2 separate regions of the Mus musculus genome follow, and region 1 is linked to region 2. Evidence: chromatin loops called from intact Hi-C (ENCODE). Cell type or tissue: heart. All regions are shown on one strand. Each heading gives the region's core, and the rest is flanking DNA. Links, peaks and the distances in the headings are about the cores only. Region 1 overlaps Ada (adenosine deaminase). Region 2 holds the start of Ccn5 (cellular communication network factor 5).

Evidence for each region. A loop is a pair of places that touch in the nucleus more often than their neighbours do. Peaks named below come from ENCODE experiments on the same cell type or tissue, not always from the same donor. Only the 100,000 strongest peaks of a DNase experiment are listed, where the experiment ranks them.
Region 1: a loop joins it to region 2, with 2.5 times the contacts of the local background. A loop is called at or near these places in 3 of 42 quality-filtered maps.

What each region holds. Positions count from the first base shown.
Region 1 is chr2:163,726,819-163,737,633 of GRCm38, forward strand. It overlaps Ada (adenosine deaminase), which reads right to left. Exons shown (of 12, transcript NM_007398.4): 3 at 8,531-8,653; 4 at 6,036-6,179; 5 at 5,439-5,554; 6 at 4,287-4,414; 7 at 3,663-3,734; 8 at 3,480-3,581; 9 at 3,194-3,258; 10 at 1,299-1,428; 11 at 726-825; 12 at 1-230. The coding sequence ends at 742. Among named protein-coding and RNA genes, the nearest start is that of Ada, 18 kb to the right of the region's middle. In heart, for the core only: a CTCF peak has its summit at 5,415 (motif pointing right); a DNase peak (open chromatin) is centred at 5,393.
Region 2 is chr2:163,814,689-163,825,503 of GRCm38, forward strand. It overlaps Ccn5 (cellular communication network factor 5), which reads left to right and starts at 6,146. Exons shown (of 5, transcript NM_016873.2): 1 at 6,146-6,421; 2 at 6,601-6,693; 3 at 10,453-10,669. The coding sequence starts at 6,634. In heart, for the core only: no CTCF peak of the experiment used is centred there; DNase peaks (open chromatin) are centred at 3,591, 6,103 and 9,293; H3K4me3 peaks cover 768 bases; H3K27ac peaks cover 555 bases; H3K27me3 peaks cover 2,003 bases.

The DNA of each region.
Region 1 (10,815 bases), core at 953-8,952, 88 kb before region 2:
GTCACCAGCTGCTTTATTGAACACCATAATTTTAGCTTTAGAAGGAAGGTTTTCAATTCATGTGCATGATTGTCAAGTCCCCTGGGACCTAGCCAGGATATCCAATCAGAGGACAGACCTGGCCTCTCCAAGGTCTGGAAGGAATGAAGGTCAATATGTCAGAGTTGTAAAGACTTTATCCACAGGATGAGGCTCAGAGAAGTGGCCTTGCCATCTTCAGGGGACCCGCCCTGCTGGTCAAGTCAGAGAAATAGAAAGGTCAGGTCTCATGACATGTAAGGCATGGTAGAAAGCACAGAAATCCGGGCCAGAGAGTAATAACTTCCTTCCATAGACAGCAAGACGGGCTTCAAGCAAGGGAATGTGTGGCTTGCCAAGGCCATAAGGAAATAAAGGGACTCATGGAACTGGGACTGGGCCAACTGCTGTTCAAGTCACACTCCAGGCTGCCCGAGCCTATCCTGCATAATGATCAGGAAATAGCCACCCTGACAAGAAGCTGAGCACTGTGCCCAGAAGCCAGACAGTCTCCATTTTTTCAGGGCTGTCCCTACTCTGGGAAAGATTTCTGCTACAAGCCACACAGAAAGTTGTGGAGGGACAGCATAGGGTGGTGGCTGTAACCCTGCAGAGGTGTGCTCCTGCCCAAGGACTTCTGCCACAATCGCACAGAGTTAAGGAGGGACAGTGTGGTGGGGTGGTTATTGCGCCCTGCACAAGCGTACCGTCAGTCTGTGGTGGCTATTGGTATTCTCTGTAGAGCCGTTCCAGAAGTTCCTTCTTCTCTTCCTCTGGGAGGAAGCTTGACTTCGCTGCGTTGATGTTCTAGAAGGGGGAAACATGGAGTCAGGACAAGGAAGGAAGCAGCCCTGTTAGCAAGGGCAAGGGCATCATAGTGGGGGAAACAGATCCTTGCAGGGACTCACTCAGGACATCAGAACCCAAGACCAAGGTCTGAGCCTACAACCAACCTAAATGTCACAAAAACGTCCACAGTCAGACCTGTCTTGGGAGAGGGGTCTTCTAAGGGGCTCAACCCAAGCAAAGGCTAAGTTGCCTGGTCCCTCAGCCAGCATGCTACTGCCAAGGCATCTCTGTGGAAGGCTTTTGGTACTAGGCTGAGCTTGGCATGTCAGGCCAACCCATTCTTGGTCTCCAGAGGTTCTAGGCAATCTACACACAATATATGCACTCACGTGCGTGTGTGTGCACGCGCGCGCGCGCGCGCACACACACACACATATACACACACACACACACCTGGGCCAGTGTCAGGCTCATAGCTCACACATACTCACCAGTCGCTTGAACTCCTCCTCAGTGAAGCCCATGTCTTTCTTGGTCATCTGGTAGTCAGTGTCTAGGGTGGACTTGAAGATGAGGGGGTCGTCTGTGTTGAGTGAGTAGTTGGCCTTATCATTCTTGAAGCTGGGGGAGGGGCCAGGCAGGAAGAAAAGAGAGAGAGAGAGAGCCTCTTCACTCCAAGAACCATCACTGCCCTTCCACCACCTCCCTCTTCCATCTTTATACAACCTTAGACAACACAAAGGGTTGCATTCTCGTATTAAAGAGGAAACATTTATAAAACTGGGAAAAGCCAGCTCAGAGGCAGAGGCAGAACAGCCTGAGGTGACAGGGAGACGGTGACAGCCTTAAGCTACCATGCTCTCTAGCCTTCCCCCTCTCAGTGGTGGAGCATGGCTAGCATCCTACCCTCCTCTCCTAGTCAGTCCTCAGTCCCTTGCCACAAGGCTCTTCCAATACAGCATGGAAACTTCCTGGCACAACCCTGCCCTCCATCTTGTTGAACTTGACTGGTTTCTGGCAGCTCCAACCTTCCTTGCTCGGAGAGCAGTTTTCAACGCTTTCAAATTCTTATTTATTTAAGCATGCCATGGGGCATGAGATTGGAGGTCAAAGGACAATTTATGGCCGTCGCTTTCCTGTTTCTACCATATAGGTTCCTGGGATCAAACTCAGGTTGTCACGCTCTGAGGAAAGCACCTTTACCTACTGAGCCATCTCACCAGTCCCAGAATTTGACACTTGACTTTTCTCAAAGCATTATACCTGGATATCTCTGACCCCATACTTTTTAAAAAAGTCATTTGCAACTTTGGTTTTTGTGGTTTTTGTGTGTGTGTTCAGGAGTGCATGGAGCTGGAGGAAGACATTGGGTGTCTTTCTCTGATAGTCCTCACCTTACTTCTTTGAGATAGGGACTCTCATGGAACCTGAAGCTCACTATTTTGAGGCCAGCAATCCTCCTGTCTCCACTCCCCTCCCTAGTGCTAAGGTCACAGGTGTGCACGGCCATGCCTGGCTTTTTATGTGGGTGCTAGCAGTCTGAACCCTGGTCTCACGCTTGCACGGCAAGCTCCCTTATCCACTGAGGTGTCTCCCAGCCCTGGGCACCTTGACAGGTCTTTGGCTTTCCTTCTGTTTCTGCCTGTCACTGTTACAGGTTCTCTTCCCTCCTCATCTTGATCCACCATCTCCCAGAGTCTTTGCTCTTCAACCTTTGTATTTGCGCAGATGATTCGACCCTTCCCCAGCCTGTGTGCAATAGGCTTGTGTGCCTCCTAGAGTGACCATTGAGCCATTCCACAGGCACCATGCACACTAAGAAAGCCCACGAGCCTCTTGTTATAAGAGCACAGTCCTTCCATCTGTGTAAGTGTAGCTGACAGACCAGTGCTGTCCTGGCCATTGGCAGCCCACCTCTATCCTGCCTTGGGAAAAGACAACTTTGTTCTCCTCCTGAAGCCTGATAAGGTCATTGGCCAGGAAGGCCTTGTTTTTAGTTGCTGATGGGAGTCAGGTAGCATGGGCAAGGTGCTCTAGGGAAAAGCTTTCAAGCTGGCCTTCAGGGGACACCTGGCTGCATCAATAAGAGTGAACATCCAGACAGATGAGACGCATCTTCCCGCAGCCCAAAAGTCAGAGTCGAGTAACAAGAAGGTAGACACTCATGGCCGATGGGCAATGGGGCCCAGCTCTGTTAGTCAGTGGGTGAGGAGTCAGGTTGGCACATCTGAGCTTCACGGTCCTCAGTTGTTGGACAAGGACAGCAATGCCTGCTTCCCAGCCAGTCAGAGTGACTCCATGACTAAGAACCAGGATGGTCAGGTCCCCATCCCCTCCCCTTCCTTTCCAGATCAAAACCAAATGGGTCCCAGGAACCAGATCTCACCGAACAACCGCATGCGTCGTTTTGGGATCCCAGGCGCCTGTGAGGTAGCTGGACCAGGGGCAGACCTGCAAGGGGCAGGTGTGTGGCTGGCATAGTGGGCCCGGGGCCAGACTGGTCAGGGCTGAGCCACCTGCTGAGGTTCTATTCTGGATAGCTTTAGTGCTTCATTGCCTCAAGCCCCACGAAACCTCCACCATGTGGCCACTCCCACTCAGCCTGCCTGTCCTGCCTCTGTCTGAAAGGCACGGGGTAGCCAGAGCTCACTCTCTCTGCCTTGGCGTCTCACCTCAAAGTGCATGTTTTCTTTCAGTAGTCTGTTGTAGAGAGCTTCATCCTCGATGGTGTGATAACCATGTCCCACCCTCTCTGTCTTGAGGATGTCCACAGCCTGTGGAGAAGCAGAGAGGAGGTGAGTCCAGGGACAGGAACAGAATCAGGAAGAAGAGGCCCGGGGTCACTGGCTCCTTACCTCACGCACAACCTCAGGAGAGCCCACCTCGCCAGCGTGGACGGTCCGATGAATGCCATTCTTTACTGCGCCCTGGAAGGGGAAGAGACAGTTTGGGCGTGGCTCTGAGAGGACCCTAGCGAGCTCTGTCTCTGCCACATTTAGGGGTCTGACTTTTGGCAAGTGTCACTGTCCCCAGAATCAGGCTAGGCTACTTGAAGAAGTGTATAGGACAGTGTGGTCTAGTTTCCCAAGTCAGGAGTAGAGTGGAAACGTTTTACTCTGTAGCTTCTGTGCACTGATGCTGTTTGAAGGGTTTAAACACATTGTCTAATAGTCCAAAGCAAATGCTATTACACTGCTTTAGGGCGGAGCTCAAGAAAGCCAAGTTAACATGACCAAGGCCTAACAAGAAGTTTAGAATCAAGGCAATGAGGTCCAGATAAAAAGCAGCCCTGTCCAAGGTCACACAGGAATACATAGGCAGATGCAGACTCAAACATAACTCTCCCAACACCTAGTGGGGCTTTAGGTAATGTCCTGTTTTAAGTCCAGAGCCCCAACCAAGACATATCTAAGGATTCAGAAGACCCCAAGCTTACTACCCAAGCTCCCCCAGGGCCACCCTCCCCTTCTCAGGCCCACCTCATAGGCTTCCACGTGGCCTGGGAAGAGGCTACTTCCTTCAATGGTCTCATCCCCAGCCAAGTCCATAGCCACCACGGTCTTCTGATTGTACTTCTTACACAGCTCCAACACCTCAAGGGACCAGCCTGCAAGAGAGGTCCAACGGGGCCACATCAAACAGGGATGGAGTAGGGCCTGCCAGCCACCCACTGGCTGCCCTAATTCCTCATCTGAGGCCAGAGAAGATATAAGATCCAGTGTCTTGTCTTCATATCCTGACTGCTGTGTCCTCCTCACCCATGCCTCAGAGTGCCCTTTCCCAGAGGGACACCACCAACCACTGCACAAGGTCATGGCGAGTGTCTGCTGACGTGGGCTGGGTTCAGTAAGTGATGGACAGGCTAGACCAGTGGCGCTTACCAACTCCCATGGCATACTTACCCCACTGAGAAGATAGGAAATCAGAGCCTAACATTTAGCCTAGAATATAATTCATGGGAATATTCGTTTATTTCTAATGCATCATGCACTTTTATATTAGGAGCCTCATAAAGTTATTATGATGTGGGCCAACAAGATGGCTCAGCAGTTAAAGCCCTAAGCCTAATGACCTGAGTTCAGTCCCCAGGCTACACTGAGGGTTAATGAAGAGACAGACAGGCCATGCCCTATTATAACAGACCCTGTAACCTAACATCAGCCCGGGGCTTTGGTTCCCACTAATCCTTAGGGTGGGGGCAAGAAGTGAGTGTGACCATCACCAGACACTGTGTGAAAGAGCTCACGAGGGGTGATGTGACCTGCCCTGGGTCACAGAAAGGGCTCTGCAGGTTGAGCCTTGGAGACTTGACCGGTAGTGGGGGAGGACCCCCGGATACCTCAGAAATCAGACCCATCAAGAGTCTTTATGGCCCAGATAAGGCAGGGCCAGACCATAAGTCTTAAATGGTATTACACGTTTTCCTATTGTTTAGGTTCCTTTGGCTGTGAGCTTCCTGTGGATCACGTGGCTGTCAAGTCCCAGATTTCCTGTTAAGGAGACTCACCAGAGTCACCAAAAGTTCACAGGTGTTTTTTAGAAAACTCTAGAAATACGAGGTGGGGGACGCTGGGATAGTCGGTCCAGCCTTGTTCTAGGCCAGGCAGCCAGCAGGGTGCGGCGGTACTCACTGGGCTGGTGGCGCATGCAGCACAGAATGGACCGGACCTTGATGCCAAATGCTTGCTCTCCCTCCTGCAGGCCCTGGTTCACAAGATCCACAACGTCATCAGGGGTGACGTCCCCTCTGTGTGGAGAGAGGAAGAGGGAGGACTTTAGGCCAAGGGAAGACCATGGGCAGCCATGGAACTGGAGCAGGGATGTAGTGACGTCACACAGCCCTTTCTATTTCTAGATGGAGAGGGGATTGAATTTGGGCCTGTTCAATTCCCACTTCCCATGTGGTGTATCAGAATCATGGCTCAGAGGGAAGGAATAGGGGGTTCAAGAGACTTAAAGGTGCAAGGGGTCGACCAGAAGACCGCAACGGGCCAGACTCATTCATTGAGCAAATGACTTTGGAAGTCACCGGCTAAGCCAGGCAGAGTCATGGCAACTAGCTAGTATTCACTTAGGGGAGAGACACAGCCTCAAGCAGAGGAATAGGGATCGTGCACTTAGGACTGAGCTGAGTCGCTCTGAGTCCATGGACCAGGCCAGGGCTCTAAGCACTCCATCCTCAGCTCAGAGCCCCGCTCAGCACAGCCCCCTCCAGTGATGTCACTCACTCAGTCTGGTTCCAGGGCATTGGGTCCACCTTGGAATTGGCCAGCAGGTGTGGGCTATAGCGCACTTCCACATAGACCACGCCCTCCTTTGCCTTCATCTCCACAAACTCGTAGGCGATCCTCTTGATGGCCTCTCTGCAGCCCCTGGGAAGGGAAGAACACAGGTTGGCAACCTTCCTCAGCTCCTTGGGAGCTCTAGTAGCCAACGAGGTAACTACAACTGTCCTCCGAGCCAGCCTGTTTCCAGCTCACAGGCTCTCAATGCCTGGGCACCTGCCCATGAGAGCCAAGCCTCCCGGGAAGCTGTACGTTTGAACTACAAACTCATTCTGACCCCCTTACCCTTGTGTGACCACTTTGCCTCTAACAGGCATGTCGACCAGTTTGTCCCAAAGTACTCCACTCTCCACAAAGCAGTGAGAGTGATTTAAAAAATGGTGTGTGTGTGTGTGTGTGTGTGTGTGTGTGTGTGTGTGTGTGTGTGAAACCAAAGTTCATTCTTCTCTTCTGAGCCCCCATGCCTGCCAGTTGTATAGCTCTGACTCCATGCCAGCCCAAATGTCACAGTCACCAGCTTCCTTGGCGCCTTGTGCTGCACTGCACAGTCTTCCTCTGGCCAAGGACCCTTGAGCTTGTCCCTCCCACCTCAGGACTTTGGGTCGTGGTCTCCCCTTTGCTCCAGCCTCCTGCACTCCACCTGCCCCCACCTAATGCCAGCTTAAGGCCCTCTGCCCGGGCCTCCTCAAACCACCTCCCCTCAGCATCCTTTCCCCACGCCTCAATCCCCACTTGACATTAGATGCCACATGCTTTTTTTAGGGGCTATATCACATCTCCCCTTGGCTCCTATGAGACAAGGATCTCTTTGTCTATCTTGTCATGGCTGTGATACCTCAGCCAAGGGAAGTGCCTAGGACACAGTAGCCATATATTAGATGAATAATGGACGGAAGGCTGGCAGGGAAGCTAAATGGTGAATCCAGAGGGACGCTGGGATGGGAGGACTTGGTCTCCAGTCATGGACTCACTATGAAGTCTGTGTGATCCTGGCTAGTCAATTACCCTTTGATGAGGGTTACTGTAAGGGAAGGGAGCATCCGAAACCTCACCCAGGCCGGCAGTTGGACAGGCAGACAAATGCTACCCTTGGTCTCAGCCAAAAGGCCAAGAAGTGATCAGACACAGCCCGGAAGGGTTTTAATTGCTGTTGCTGTCGAGTGTGGACTCCATGAGCAAGGCACAAGTTACCTGTGAAGGCCTCTGTGGCAGTGATCAAATGCTAGTGGATGGGCCTAGTTAGGACTCCCTCCAATGTAGAGAAGGCAAGCAAGTGCCCCCGACAGCCCTTGGGGGAGAAGAGAGGGCCTGTCTCTGAGGCAGTGGAGTCACTCCTAGGAGTGGGTTCCATGGGTGAGGGAGGATCGGGTCTCAGCTCTGCCATAGCGGGGAGCTTGCTCACTGTCTTTCCTAGCTCCATCCCCCCACAGCTCTCACATAGCTATCTACAGTCTGATCCGTCCTTCAAGTGGGTATTGAGCCCTCATGCTGGGCCAAGACTCCTACTAGACAGTGAACAGGAGCTAGGATCCCTGCCTTTCCATTGCCTCGTGACAGGGAAGCCAGGTGTAAATAGGGGGAAAACATACAATCTGTGACATAGGAATGCTACCGATACAGGTAAAGCTAGGAGGCCATGTGGCCTGCCACAGCACGGCCAGAAAGACCCCACCTGCAGAAGACAAACCGTGGGCTTTTAGAGAACAGTGGTGCAGGTTGAGAGAACAGGGACAGAGGATCTGAGGTGGGGGTGGGGTGGGGTGGGGGAGGAGTCAGCACCCATGAAAGCAGGAGCTCAAAGTTGTAGGGCTTGTACACCTGTCCTGTGGATTTTGGTGTTTGCTCTGAGAGATGTGGAGAAAGGTTGGTTTATTTGGGTCAGAAGGCTGGCTTAGATTTCCAGTCATGAGTCCTTTCTCTGGCACTCTCTAGTGACCATTCCTGGGCCTTCTCAGAGACTAGTAATGGTCTTCACTCACCCAGTGACTCAAGACATCAAAGAAAGACCCAACTCCACTTCCATGTCCCACTCCAGGGTCTCCCTTCCAAAGCTCTAGCCTGGGGAATGAGGGACCTGGCTTAGACCCTTCCCTGTTCTGCACCCATGCCTCAGTTTACCTTAAGACTAGGGCTCTTTCTATGAGATCTGGAATGGTGGCATGGGTCTAAAGAGCAGTGAATTCTGAACAGGACATCCTAGATAGCCCGGCCAGCACGGGGCTTCAGCAAGCAGAGCCTCCTCTGCCCTGAGACAGAAGCCACCTCTGGACGGAATGAGATCAGGAGCCCAAAGGCACAGGAGAGGTCGGCTCATGTGCACACTATGGTAAGAAGCAGGGTTAGAGGTGCAGAGTGCCTTGTACAGCAGCAGCTCAGGCCTGACCTTGGTTATAGGGATGGATGCTACTGTGGGGCACAAGGGTTGGGGAGCAACTTACGCAATCACAGGCATGTAGTAGTCAAACTTGGCCAGGAAGCCTGGGAGCGAGAGGGGCTTGTCCATGCCGATAATGTTGCGCAGCTCCTCCACTGTATCTGCCGGGAGGGCGATGCCTCTCTTCCTAAAAATAAAGTCAAGGGTGAGGGGCTGCACCAGGGCTTGGTGGGTAAGAGCACACTGGCTGTTCTTGCAGAAGACGAGACCCACATGGAGGCCCATGACCAGCTGTAACTCTAATTCCAGGGGATCCAATGCCTTCAGGCCTCCTTTGCTGGCATCAGGCATGTGTGTGTTACACATATACTTGGGGGCAAAACACTAGCAACACATAAAATGAATTTTTTAAAATACATGCATTTAAAAACAAAACCAAAAACAAATGAAAACAGTGAGATGCCAGGGCGGGATCCAGCCTGGCCCCCCAGGGCAGCATGGAACAGACTGGAAGCCCCAGTAAGAAACAGGGGATCCTTCCATCTACCTCCTCCCATGGGATGGGTGCGGACTCCGAACTCCAAGGCATAGAGAACAGAGCAGAGCTCCCCCCACCGCCAAAAACTTCTAACCAGAAGCCATGAAAAAAAAAAAAAGTCACTCATCTCCCATCCAAGAACAACCAGGCCCAGCTCTGCTTGACTTCCAGGATTAAATGCATTTGGGGTGGAATAGCCAGACAAGTCACTTCATCTCAAGGGACTAACAGGGTGAGTACCGGGGCAAGCCCGTGACTTCCTCATCAGGTCCAGGGGCAGGCAGAGGCAGTTGGACATATGCCCAGACAGAAGCTATCAGACACAATAGCTACTGTGCAGCGTCATAATTCCCTCCCACCCCGCCCCCAATCCAGCACCACCACCTCTGCCTTGGAGTCTTCTTCCTGCATCAGGGTCTCTGCCTCCCCATGGACTGCAGAAGCTGGTGTGAACTTGGGGAGGTTTCCTCCTCCTGCGCATGCACTGAGGTCTCCGCCCACTCTGATTCAGATCCAGCCCATTGGATCCCTCTAGGCCTTGGTTTCTTCTATTTTATCATCACTATTGTTGTTATTATTGTGTGTGTGTGTGTGTAAGCTATTGAGGGGCTTAGACTGTAGCTTCATAGCATGCAGAAGGCACTGGGTTCCATTCCCAGCACCACAATGAAATAAAATAAAATAAGCCCACATTCCTGGAATTTTCCAGTAGGAGACACCCATGTCTCCTGCTCGGGCTTGTGAGTCACGAATCCTCACCAGTCCTGCTAGGTTCCCATCATGCACTGTGGGAATACAGTACCTCCCTCTGCTATGGTCCTAGCACAAAGGGGGAGGTTCCGAATATCCACCTGGTCCCTCCAGATTAAACTTTTTGCTGCGGGCCAGATTGCCTCAGAGTCACCCTCCTATAGCCACATCCAGCCATGGTGATCCTGGGGAGCCTTCAGAGGGACACACTGGTAACTGTGTTTAGAAACAATGGTCAGACTGCAGCCCTAAAGCCCAGAGGATGGCTATGGTAGGCACCTGGAGACAGACTGCAGATAGACAAGAGAAGGGACAGTGGTGGCTCAGAGTTCTACAACTACGGCAACAGGGCGTGGCTGGATCCTCAGTGTGCTTTAGAGAGAGCCCACAGGGTGAAGGGCCTGGGAAGGAGGTAAGAGGCATCATGGAGAAAGAACAGAAGCCAGGGAGCTGGAGGAAGGCGAGATGGTTGACAATGCAGTCACCAAGAATGGGACACTGGCTTGGACACCGCAAGCCAGGGCCTCTTCTCTGCTGCTTGAATATTCCAGGGGAGCCGCCCCTCCCCTGTGGGGGGCCACTGAGGCTAGGAAAATCTCAGCAGCCCCCACTACCCACGTGTTGCTCTTTCACTCCACCCTACCCTGGCTGCCCACACCTCCATGACCTGGCTAATACATTATTAATAATGACTGCCTGGAACCCATCTCAGTGTCCCACCCAAGTGAGCTCAGCGAGGCCCTGGGGCGATATCGACCAGCCAAATGACCAAAGGCCACCCAGAGATAAGGCCAGAGGTGTTCCCCTGACACTAGAGCCATAGATACCCATACTAACATCTGGGAGTGACCTTTACGGGGCAAGCTAATATGTCCCGAGCCTCTCATTTCTCATGGCTGACCTCATAGAAATAGCTGGTTTCATTGGTGAGAGTAGCTGGGACTCTGTCGGACTCCTGAACTATAAAACCCTGCCGTATGCTCTGGAGGAAGCCTTTGGCTGCCATGACTCCATCTTCCTATCTACAAAGAGGATCGGGCCAGGCACGAAAACTGCCTACC
Region 2 (10,815 bases), core at 1,512-9,511:
ACATTTAAGGCCACCTCAGCTACACAGCAATCTTGAGACCAGCCTGGGCTATGCTACATCTCAAGCCATTTTAAACATTGAGAGTTTCAGGGGGGGCGCTGTGTTCTGAGTGGAGAGAGTCTGGAGGCAGCCATGAGCGAGAAAATGGATCTCCCATCCCCCAACCAAGGACCCCAAGGCCCAAGCTGATGACTGGCCAGTGACTCAGCCACCCCATGACCAGAGCCCTCAGGGGCAGTTACTAACCAAGCCCTGCCCTCTCCCCAGCCAATGCTCCCTCAGCATAGCAGGGATGGGAACAATTAGGTCCAGGCCAGGCCACATGTTTACATGGTCCTCAGTTTGCTGACCACATATGACTCAGGAGTCAGAAGAGTCCTGGGAGGCTAAAGAGACAACCTGTGATGCCATCACCGGGGACTGGGCCTCACAGAGTTACCTGACATCACATAGGCAGGGACGGGAGTGGGGGGTCTGACAACTGCCGGAGAAAGTTTTCTACCTCTGCAAGCTGCCACGCAGTGTGCCCAAGGACTTGGCATCATTCCCACCCCAGCTACCAACATGATCCCCAGTTGACACTTGCCTGCACAGCTGCAGCTCCCCTCAGCTCCCCACCCCCATCATGGCTCCATCCAGATTCAACCCCACCACCTCCAGGCCTCGCTTCATCCTGCTCAGATCACCCCGCTGACACTACACTTGCTTCCAAATTCAGTGTCTCGTCCTCCAAGGCAGGCTCAGGTCTCCCTGCCTTCCTCCTTAGCATGCCCTACTAACTATGTGGAAATTGTCTCTGCTGGCCTCTGTCCCCTGACCCCATGGGCTCCCTGTGGACAGGGACCTGTTTTTCCTTCTTCTTTAACACCAAGGCATGGCTGGTACAGGCAGGGTTTTTAGAATGAATACATGGAAGATGGATGGATCGATGGATTAATGGGTGGATGAATATACAAATAGATGGACAGATGGGTCAGACAGACAGACATAAGTGGAAGAATGGACAGATGAGTGGTGTAGTAGACAGATAGTGGCACCTGTAGGGACCAAGCAGAGAAGTGTCTCCTTGGAGCTAGGGGTCTTCTGACAAAGGCAGGAGCTCTCAGGTGGAACAGGAATAACCTAGCCCACTGGTTTGGTCCCTGATCAGCTGGTCCCAGCTTAGCAAAGTATCCTGAATTCTGAGTTGTGCTGTGGGTCTCTGCTGAGGGCCTTCCTCCAAGCCCCTCTCTGGGTCAGAGATTTCCTTCTGGAAATAAGTGGTTTCTAGGTGTATAAAACATAGACCTCTGGGGCTAGAGGTGCTGGAAAGCAAGGAATTGCTTTTCACCCACTTTATGGATAAGGAAACTGAGGCCAAGAAAGTCAAAGGATTTGCCCAAAGGTGCACAAAGACAAAGCCAGGATTGGAGCCTGGCTTCTTCAGTTCACTGACATGTGAGAATTCTGGAATTTTTGGCTTCTTTAAAAACACAGACATATATTACAAGAATGTGCTTCCATTTTAATCCCAGGTTTGGGGATCTATGGCTGCTTCAGACAACCTGCGGCAGGTGACTATGATTTGCCTCGTGCTCTAGTAGAAGCGTGGTTTTGCCAGCTGCAGATAGTTTCTATGGTTGTGCGACATATGGAATTCTGGGCACTTTTCAGAGGGTATATAAATGCTGGGGCCTAATGGCGTTAGTGGTTGTTGGTTGTTTTGGGGAGGGGATGGTGGTTGTGGATTGTTAGTAGTTGTGCTTAAAGAGACGAAAGGAAAGAAATTAGATTCAGGGATCTCTCTCTCTCTCTCTCTCTCTCTCTCTCTCTCTCTCTCTCTCCTCCAATGATAGAGGGTGAAACTGGGAGGAGGGTAAAGGGTGGGAAAAGAAGACCCCACAAAGTAGCAAAGACTGGCTAGACACTGACTCATCTAGACACTTGCATGCTAGGCTTTCCCCAACATGCTTTGAATAAGTCCTGTACAGTTTCCAAAGCCCTGTCATGTGCCACCATGACCCTCAGCTTGCCAGCAGCTACATACTTGGTATCATCCTCTTGCCGTCCCCTTGCTCTGGGACCTCAGCTCACACAGGCATATGTGCTATGCTAGATGTGTGCCCCGGGACCACCACACTCCAGCCCTTCTGTGAGCGTATGTCACTTCCCACTTGCTCCCTGACAGCTCAACCTTCCGCCAACTGGTAAACCATCTAAGTCCACAGTTATCCCTGGGGGCCTGTCACACAGCACCTGGGACCACAGGGCCAGGATATTTGAATTCCTGCCTAGCCTGCAGAACATGTGGAAGGAAAGCCACAGAGGGACCTAACCTGTCCCTCCTATCATGACAGGGTAGTGGGAGGCATCCATTATGGAGATGCAGCCTCCAGTTGAGGGGTGGGAGCCCATTCCCCTTTCTGTGATCCACATAATATTGCTTAAGATGCAGACAAAGTCAGCATCAAAGGGCCAAACAGAATGTGCTGTCTGCAACAGGAGATTCTGTGAACAAATCAACAAGCTTGAGATCAAAAGAATTCATCAAAACAAGACCAAATTAATAGCAGACACACATGCCCGAGCAGGCTGACCAGAGGTACAACGTAGAGACAGGGCTGGAATGTGTGTCTCAGGGGCAGAGCACTTACCCACATCCCTGGGTTCCAACCTCAGCATCCCGCTCCCAACCAGGTAAAAGAAAATAAACAGCAAAATGGTAGCAATAACCTGGACCTAGAAGTTAAGTAATTTAAGGCCACCGTGAACCAGTGATATAGTTGTACATCTGAAAACCTAAAACCTGAGGAAACAAGCAATTTTTAGAGAGGTATAAGGAACCTAAAGAGGGGACAATGACCCTGTAGGTACTGGATGCAAGCGTGAGAACCTGAATTTGAATCCTCAAACCTCATATAATAACGCTGAGTCTGGCAGTACACACCTATAATGCCAGACCTGGAAGGCAGAGACAGGAGGATCCTGGCCTAGCGAAGCATCAACTGTATGTTCAGAGAGAGATCCTGTCTCAAAAAAAAGGTGGAGAGCCACAGAGGAGGAAACTCAACCTTGACCTGCGGCCTCCTCACCTGTACCCCCTGGTGTGCAAGTCTGCTCTCATGCACACAGACACGCAAACACTGACATGCCAAAAGATCGGCCCAAGGACTAGTGGAGAATTGAAGTTGAAGCATTATATTTCCAGATCTGATGGCAGTCAAGACCTTCCCAGCCTCAACTCAGCAGCTCCAGGGCTCTGATGGTAAATCCCTGCTGAACTGCAGGAGACAGTCCCTATGTTGTACAGGTTACAAGGGAGACGGGGAAAGAGAGGGGAACCTGTCAAGTGAGCTATTTGATAAATGTCCGCCGTTACAAAAGCTAGATAAGGCAGCCCATGAAAGAACGTTACAGGCCCATTTCATTTATGAACAGATGGAGACACTAAATAAAATACTGGCTGAATCCAGCAAGGTTAAAATAATCACATTCCCTCGCTATCAGGAAGTTTATCCCAGAGAAAACACCAACCACAGAGAACTCGCCAGCATATTTGCCTCAGAGGATCAAGGGAGGAAAATAGCCCAGTGTTCATGACGCCTGGAGCAGACTCGGCTCTTGGATGAGGTCCTCGGTCTTCAGGGAAAAGAAGAACTTTAATCTCACAGAGCTTTTCATAACCAAAAGCTGCATCTATGTATGTTCTGAAGGACCCGGAAAAGGCGAGAAGAGCAGACACTGCTGCTGTGGTCTGAGGCCTGGAGCCAGACAGCAAGGCCAGTAAAGATGCCATTCTAGCAGGAGAGAGACAAGGTTAGACAAATCAACAGGCAGGGATGGAGTATGGAATAGCAATGAGTGGGACTGAGCATGGCTTCCAGGTATGCAGACACCACCACCACCACCAACAACAAAATGGTGTTTTTACATCAACAGTAACTAACCAGGAATACTCAAACTCATGTCAGCTCAAATAGGAGGGTCTATGGGACTATATACATATATACATATTAAAGACACTGGTTACATATTAATACATATGTATATATATGGACATATTATTGCCCCCTTAATTATGTACATTAAATCTATAAGGAGTATCCAGGACACATATGTAGCTCTAGGCACCATAAGGGATACATCCTCTCCTTTTTGTCTATGAGTCAGGGTCTTTCTATATAACTCAAGCTAAACTTAAACTCATTATCCTCCTGCCTCAGCCTTAAAGATACAGGGATGACATGCATGCTTGCCCTTGCCTGGCTCCAATCTCCTTCTTTTATGCCTCCCTCTGTATATGAGACCTGTCTTCAAGGTACCTCCATGGTACAAGGCAGCCACGAACATCACTATCCCACCTTTGACCAGAAGCAGAGGAAGAAAGGAGTGTCAGAGTGACAAAAAGAAAGGCCTTCCCTTTAGGGACCAGTCTCAGAATTTGCACCCAATGCTTTTGCGTAACTCACAACAGGAAGCTAGCCACATAGCCTTGCCTGGCTGCCAAGCTGAGCACATCACTGTCTTACACAAACTCAGGTCTTGGAGATAGTGGCAGGAGATAGACAATTATCAGTGTGGACGTTGTGTAGGTCTGTCTGAGAGAGTTTCCGTGCGGCCATGGAGCGGGTGAGCACCCAAGACAGGGTGTCAAGTCTGGCTCAGAGTTGACTGCGTACCAACAGCCGTCCATTCACCACTTCAGCGTGCCAGCCCCAAAACTCAGCGGCGTCTCACTCCACACCTGCCTGATTCAGGTCCTGTGTGCCGTACCTCTGCCCACGCTACCTAACCAAATGACTGCGGTCTGCCTTTCCAGTCTCGCTGGTGTCATGCCTGCGTGTGGCATAGTCTAGTCTCGATAAACATAGAAAGGATCAAGCAGGGAACTACAGACAGCAAGGACCCAAGGTGGCCATGCCATTTCTCCCTCAGGCCCTCAGGTCATATAGACTTATTTGCTAGATATTTGTCTTCTACCCACAGTGGTAGGCAGAGTCTGTATGTGACTCGGAGGGAGCATATAGCCTCCAGGTTTGTTTTCTTTTGAGATAGGGGCTTGCTTTGTAGCCCAGGCTAGCCCCCTGTGATCTGGGCTCATGGGTGTGTTGCACTGTAACTGGTGGAGGTGTTGGGAGCCACAGCCTTCTCTAAGCACCTAAGACCCTGTTTCTGACTTTATCCCAGAATCAACCGCCCCCCCCCCAAGATGTCCCGCCTTCTATTTCCTGCCTCAGCTCATTGGCCAATCAGCCTTTTATTGACAGATGATGCTTCTACATATAACACAGCAGATGTCTCTACACCCTGATTTTTTTTAAAAAGATTTATTTATTTAAGTATTTTATGTATATGGGTACACTGTTGCAGTCTTCAGACACACCAGAAGAGGGCATCGGATTCCATTACAGATGGTTGTGAGCCACCATGTGGTTGCTAGGAATTGAACTCGGGATCTCTGGAAGAGCAGTCAGTGCTCTTAACCACTGAGCCATCTCTCCAGCCCTACACCCTGATCTTTAAATCCCATGTCCTTCTACCCAACACTCGTTGATAGGACCTTAGGGACATCCCCTGTACCCAATGGATACAGTTGGTGATGTGAATCCTGTGTTTTATTCTCTGCGTATTCCTGCCCAGTCCAGTGCCCAGGAAGCCACATGCCCACTAGATACCTTCTGTACTGAGTATGCCAGGCTACTATGTTAGGTCCCTCCTCCAGACATTTGATCATGCTGTTCCCTCTGGAACATTCTACCGCAGAGCCTTGTTAGCTTTCAGAATTGGCATCTCCCTCAGAAGTTGTATCTCACTCTTTGTCTGAACAAGGGAGGGGGTCCTTACACTTTTCATTACTACCCCATGCCCCAGGCTCTGGTCCCCAGGTCTGTGCTGTGTCTCCAGGTCTGCAGAACCCCTCAGAGCTGGTAGAATCCAACAAAGACAATTTTGCTCAGTCAGATCAGCAGAGACCAGCAAGTGCCAGCACACAGTAGGCTCAGTCTGCTTAGGCTTGGCCACCCTAGGCCACCTTCAGAGCCCAGGAGGATAGGGAGGCTCTTGGTTGCCAAGAGCAGACAGGCTGCCAGGGAAGCTCTGCTCTGGGTCACACCCACCTCTGGGTGGCTGCCAGTCTCCCTGCCAGAAACCACAGGCTGGGTCTGGGCTGCCCAGAGCTTGAGCTTCAGGGCTCAGGACACCGTGGGTCAGATCTGCAGAGCATTTGACAGACGCTCCTGATCTCCAGAGGACCCCGGGCTGGGACAGGGGCCTTGGCGAGGCTGCAGCTGCTGTGGCAGTAGCTTGGGATGGAGGTCTTTCTTGCTGGGAACTGAGGAGCTGAGAGGCTCCTGTCAGGCTCCTGTCCTAAACTCTTGGCACTTGCGGTGGCTTGGGCTTCACACACTGTCAGACACCTTCTTGGTGGCCTCCTCGGCCTCAGGTAACTGGGCTTATTCCTGGGACTATGGAAACCGGTGTAAGGACTATAAATGTGTGTGTGTGTGTGTGTGTGTGTGTCTGTCTGTCTGTCTGTCTGTCGTTTTCTCTTTCTCTGTATGCACCTAGAAGGAACCTCATTCCCTCCAGAACATAAAAAAAGACTCGGGTCTTGCTTCCCAGGTTTGAAGCTGGCTCCACAAGGGACACGGTGACATGAGGGGCAACCCACTGATCCATCTTCTGGCCATTTCCTTCCTCTGCATTCTCTCAATGGTAAGGCATCCTGGTCTTGAATGACAGCAGAATTCTGGGTGGTGGGACAGATATATGGTCACAACTTAGAACTCTTGGAAAGACCCTATACTGGATACAGTCTGGTCTCTGTGCCCAGGCTTGCTTCCCTCTCTGGGCATGCAAGTTCGGCTGTGTGACCTCAGACAAGTGTCCTACCCTTTCTGAGCTTCAGCCTCAGTTGAATGGGTACAATGTTCATGAAGCTTCTGGGGAGACCACTAAGGAGAACTGCATCCACAGAAGATAGCATAGGTCCTGGACCTAGATGAGTGTCTAAAAGAGGACAGTGGGATCCTCCAGTGTCATAGAAACTAAAACAAATGTGAGTGCTGTGTAGCTCTGAACCAGGACAGAGGTTGATGCTGGGGTCTGATTGCAAAGTACAGTCCATGAGGGTACAACATGCTAGCCCTCAGGCAGTCAGTGACCTCTGGCCCTGGTCAGAGAGAGCAGGAGACATCTCTGTGGCAAATGTCCTTGTCCCTTGGTTCACATTGGGCATCTTTTAATTGGCTTGTGAGTAGTTCCGTTTGCACATTTATAACAGTCTTATAACAAATTGTCCTGTTTTGATCAAAGGAGACTCAGAGAGGGTAAGCAATGTGCCCAAAGCCACACAGCAAAGAAAAAGAACAATAGAAGAGTTGCATGGTGGAGCCTGGGGCAGACATAGGTGTGTCTGGAGGAAACCCTAGTCTGTGTCTCTCTACCCTAACCTGAGCAATACCTCACACTAAATGTTAAGTTCCCAGTATCACCGAGTTAAGGCCTTGAGCCAATGCAGTGTTGAGTATAAACATCTCCCTCCCTGGGACCAACTGGCTTCCAGTCTTGAAAGGTGTTGAGCAGAACATGGTGCTGGAGAGGGTAGCTTGGGTGGTCTCCTGGGCCCCGGGAGGGGAGGGTTCTGAAGGGCTGAGGAAGAGCTGCCCTAGATTGGCCACTGGTGTGACATTTATGAAGCCATTCTTTCCTGGTCCTGGGAAGTTGATTGGCATCTGGGATGTAGTCATGGAGAGGACCTGAGGCCACAGCCTTCCCGGGGGATGGAATTCTGGATCTTCCAGGCAGGCTGTGGGCTCCAGGCTCTGGACTGGGGCAGGAGGAAGGAACCTGGAAACAGCGAAGCGATGTTGATCAGGGTCTGACAGCGACCAGAGACTTAGTTACTTAGTCTGGGGAGACCAAAGCAAGTGAGACAGCTTGAATATGGGGACAGAATGGCTAGCAAAGGTGGAGGAGAGGAGGATGCCAGAGGGGCTGCTGCTTCCATAGGCTAAGCAAGAGCACCTGCCCTGCCTACTTACTGTCCTTGAACTGAGGACAGAGGCTGAGGCTGAGGTTCAGGTGCTAACGGAGTCCCTGGGGGAACAGCAGGCTCAAGAGTTAAGTGCGGGCTCTGCCTTCCCACCAAGCTGAATTCTCATCTTGTCCCACTGCTTTCCAGATATTTATCACTTGATTTTGACCTGCTTTGTCCTCACTGTTTTGGAGTTTATTCTGAAACAATGTGTCACTCTGTAGCCCAGGCTGGCCTGGAACTCACTATGTAGCTCAGGCTAACTTCAAAATTCTTCTGCCTCAGTCTCCCAAGGGTTATTTCATCATCTTTAAGTCAGACACGAAGCCCATACCTCGTAGGAAAGGGCTAAAGGGAAAGCTTGTGCACACAGCACTCAACGTAAGGGTATCATTAGTGGCTTTTCTTGGAGTCAGGACCTGAAGAAGCCAGAAACTACCGAGAGCCTGCAGCAGGACTCCGGCTCAGTAGAAGGCTCGTTTTGTCTTTGGCCAGTTCTGCTCAGCCAAGGGAGTCAGACCCTTGCTCTGAAAGTCTGCCTCTTTCTTCTCAAGACAACTGCAAGTGAGTTACCCAAGAATGTCTTATATTCCATGTTGAGATTACACAGGAGGCTTGGAGAGGTGACAGTGCATGCTCATGGCAAGCTCTCAGAGGCTGCTGGTCCAGGAACCCTCTGGAACCTGAAATTCTGCAGGGTGTCCTGCCTTAGGTGGGAACCACTCACTCACTCACTGGCTAGGGACAAGCAGCAACTCTGGGGCGGCCTCTGCTGGCCAGAGTGAGAACTGCGGGCCCTGGAGAGCAGGTTTTTTTGTTTTTTGTTTTTTGTTTATTTTTGTTTTGTTTTGTTTTGTTTTTTGTTTGTTTTTGAGACTCTGGATCCAGGGGTGGGCAGGATGGGGCGGCGGTAAACAGATCACTGTTTCCTTGATCCCATCAAGAGGTCTGGGGTCTTTAGTTTTCTTTTCCTAAATCACAAATCCTCCATATAAGGCCTTCTATTCCTGTTAAAGATTGATCGTTCACTGGTAGGGTAGGCAGTCTGGAACATCTTGAGTGCTATCTCCCTCCCTCTTGGTGCCCACCCTTTCGGGAGCTCATGGCTTCTGGAACTTCATTTGTGTATTTCTGTCTTGGGTGAAAGGCGCAGTTGTAGCACTGGGGTGAAACCCTGCGATGAATGGGTACGGAGGCCCTGGCTCAGTTTTTGCCTCTTTCAGAAGTGTCCTCCTCTGGGGCCGAGAGTCCACAGCAGTGAGGTGGGCGTGGCATGGCTCCCAGATCTGACTATTGGCAGTCACTCCCCCCTGCTCCTCCTCCATGCGGAGTCAAATTTCCCATTCGTGCAGGGTGCTGAGAGCGGAGCGGTGGTGGTGGAGTGGAGTGATATGGGGGTGGAGAGCTGGGGTGGGCTGGGCCAGAGGGGCTGTGGACCTAGATGGTTCTTAGACGCTTCTAGACAGCCTATTAAATAGATCACAGGTCCTGCCTCCGTGACTTCTAGTTTCGTGAGTCCCAGAGGAGGCCTGGGAATCTGTATTGCCCTTTCCTGGCTAATCTGATTGTGCACTTAAGGCTGGGAAGCATGGTGGGCTGTGTCAAGACCGGGAAGTGACGTGTTCTGTTTGACTTCTCAAGTCCGAGGGGTAAGAACACACTCTTCCCTTGGTATCACTCTCAGGCTTTTGTACCTGCCCTCCCGTGAGCACATAGCCAAGATGGCCACCGGAGTTAGCCACATTTGGGAAGGCAAGGAGATTGTTTGTTGGGGTAAAATGCTCTCAGTGCAAGTTTGAGGACATGAGATCGTGCCCCAGCACCCACGTGTAGCAGCCACACACAGTGGGACACATCTGAACCCTCCATAGTGGAGTGGCCAGCAATGGGCAGAGCCTCAAGTTCACTTGGTTAGGCAGCCTAACCAACTGATGATGGTCAGGCTTGGTGAGATACTCTGCCTGAAAAATAGAAGGTAGAGAGTGATAAATTCCTCTACCTGATGTTGATGTCTTCATATTTTCACATAAACACCTGCACACGACACATACATGTGCACCCCAAAAATAAACAAACAAGCAAAAAGCCAGCCATATTAATGACCTCCTACCCACGCTCAGGGGTTAGTGACATCATTTCCTGTCCCCCTTCTACAAACGAGGAGACTCAGGCTTGGAGAGTTAAAGGAGCTCTCAGGCTACGCTGCCAACAAGACAGAGCCTAGGACTGAGACTCTGACCTGGGTCCTTGCTCAAGGTCAGTGCCATGCTGCCTCTTAGGAGCACCGTGGGATGGCTCAGGCTGAAGACCCGTTCTGCGTGACACGGAGGCTGAGCTAAGGATCCCACACTGTCTGGTTTGGCAGAGAAGTGACCAGTCGTGGGAGTTTCCATACCTTCCATGATAGCCAAAACTGAGTGAGGTTTCTGTCTCCCCAGGTGTATGCCCAGCTGTGCCCAGCACCCTGTGCCTGTCCTTGGACACCACCCCAGTGCCCACCGGGGGTACCCCTGGTGCTGGATGGCTGTGGCTGCTGTCGAGTGTGTGCACGGAGGCTGGGGGAGTCCTGCGACCACCTGCATGTCTGCGACCCCAGCCAGGGCCTGGTTTGTCAGCCTGGGGCAGGCCCCAGTGGCCGTGGTGCTGTGTGCCTCTGTAAGCAGGTTTGCTAGACCAGTGTGTGTGTGGGCAGGGAGGAGGCTGGGGGGTCAAGGCCATGGGATCCAGAGACAAAATGGAGCCTACTCTCTCTCTATCTCTTTCACCTTACTTTAGGTGCTAGGTTTATTCAGCTCAACTGG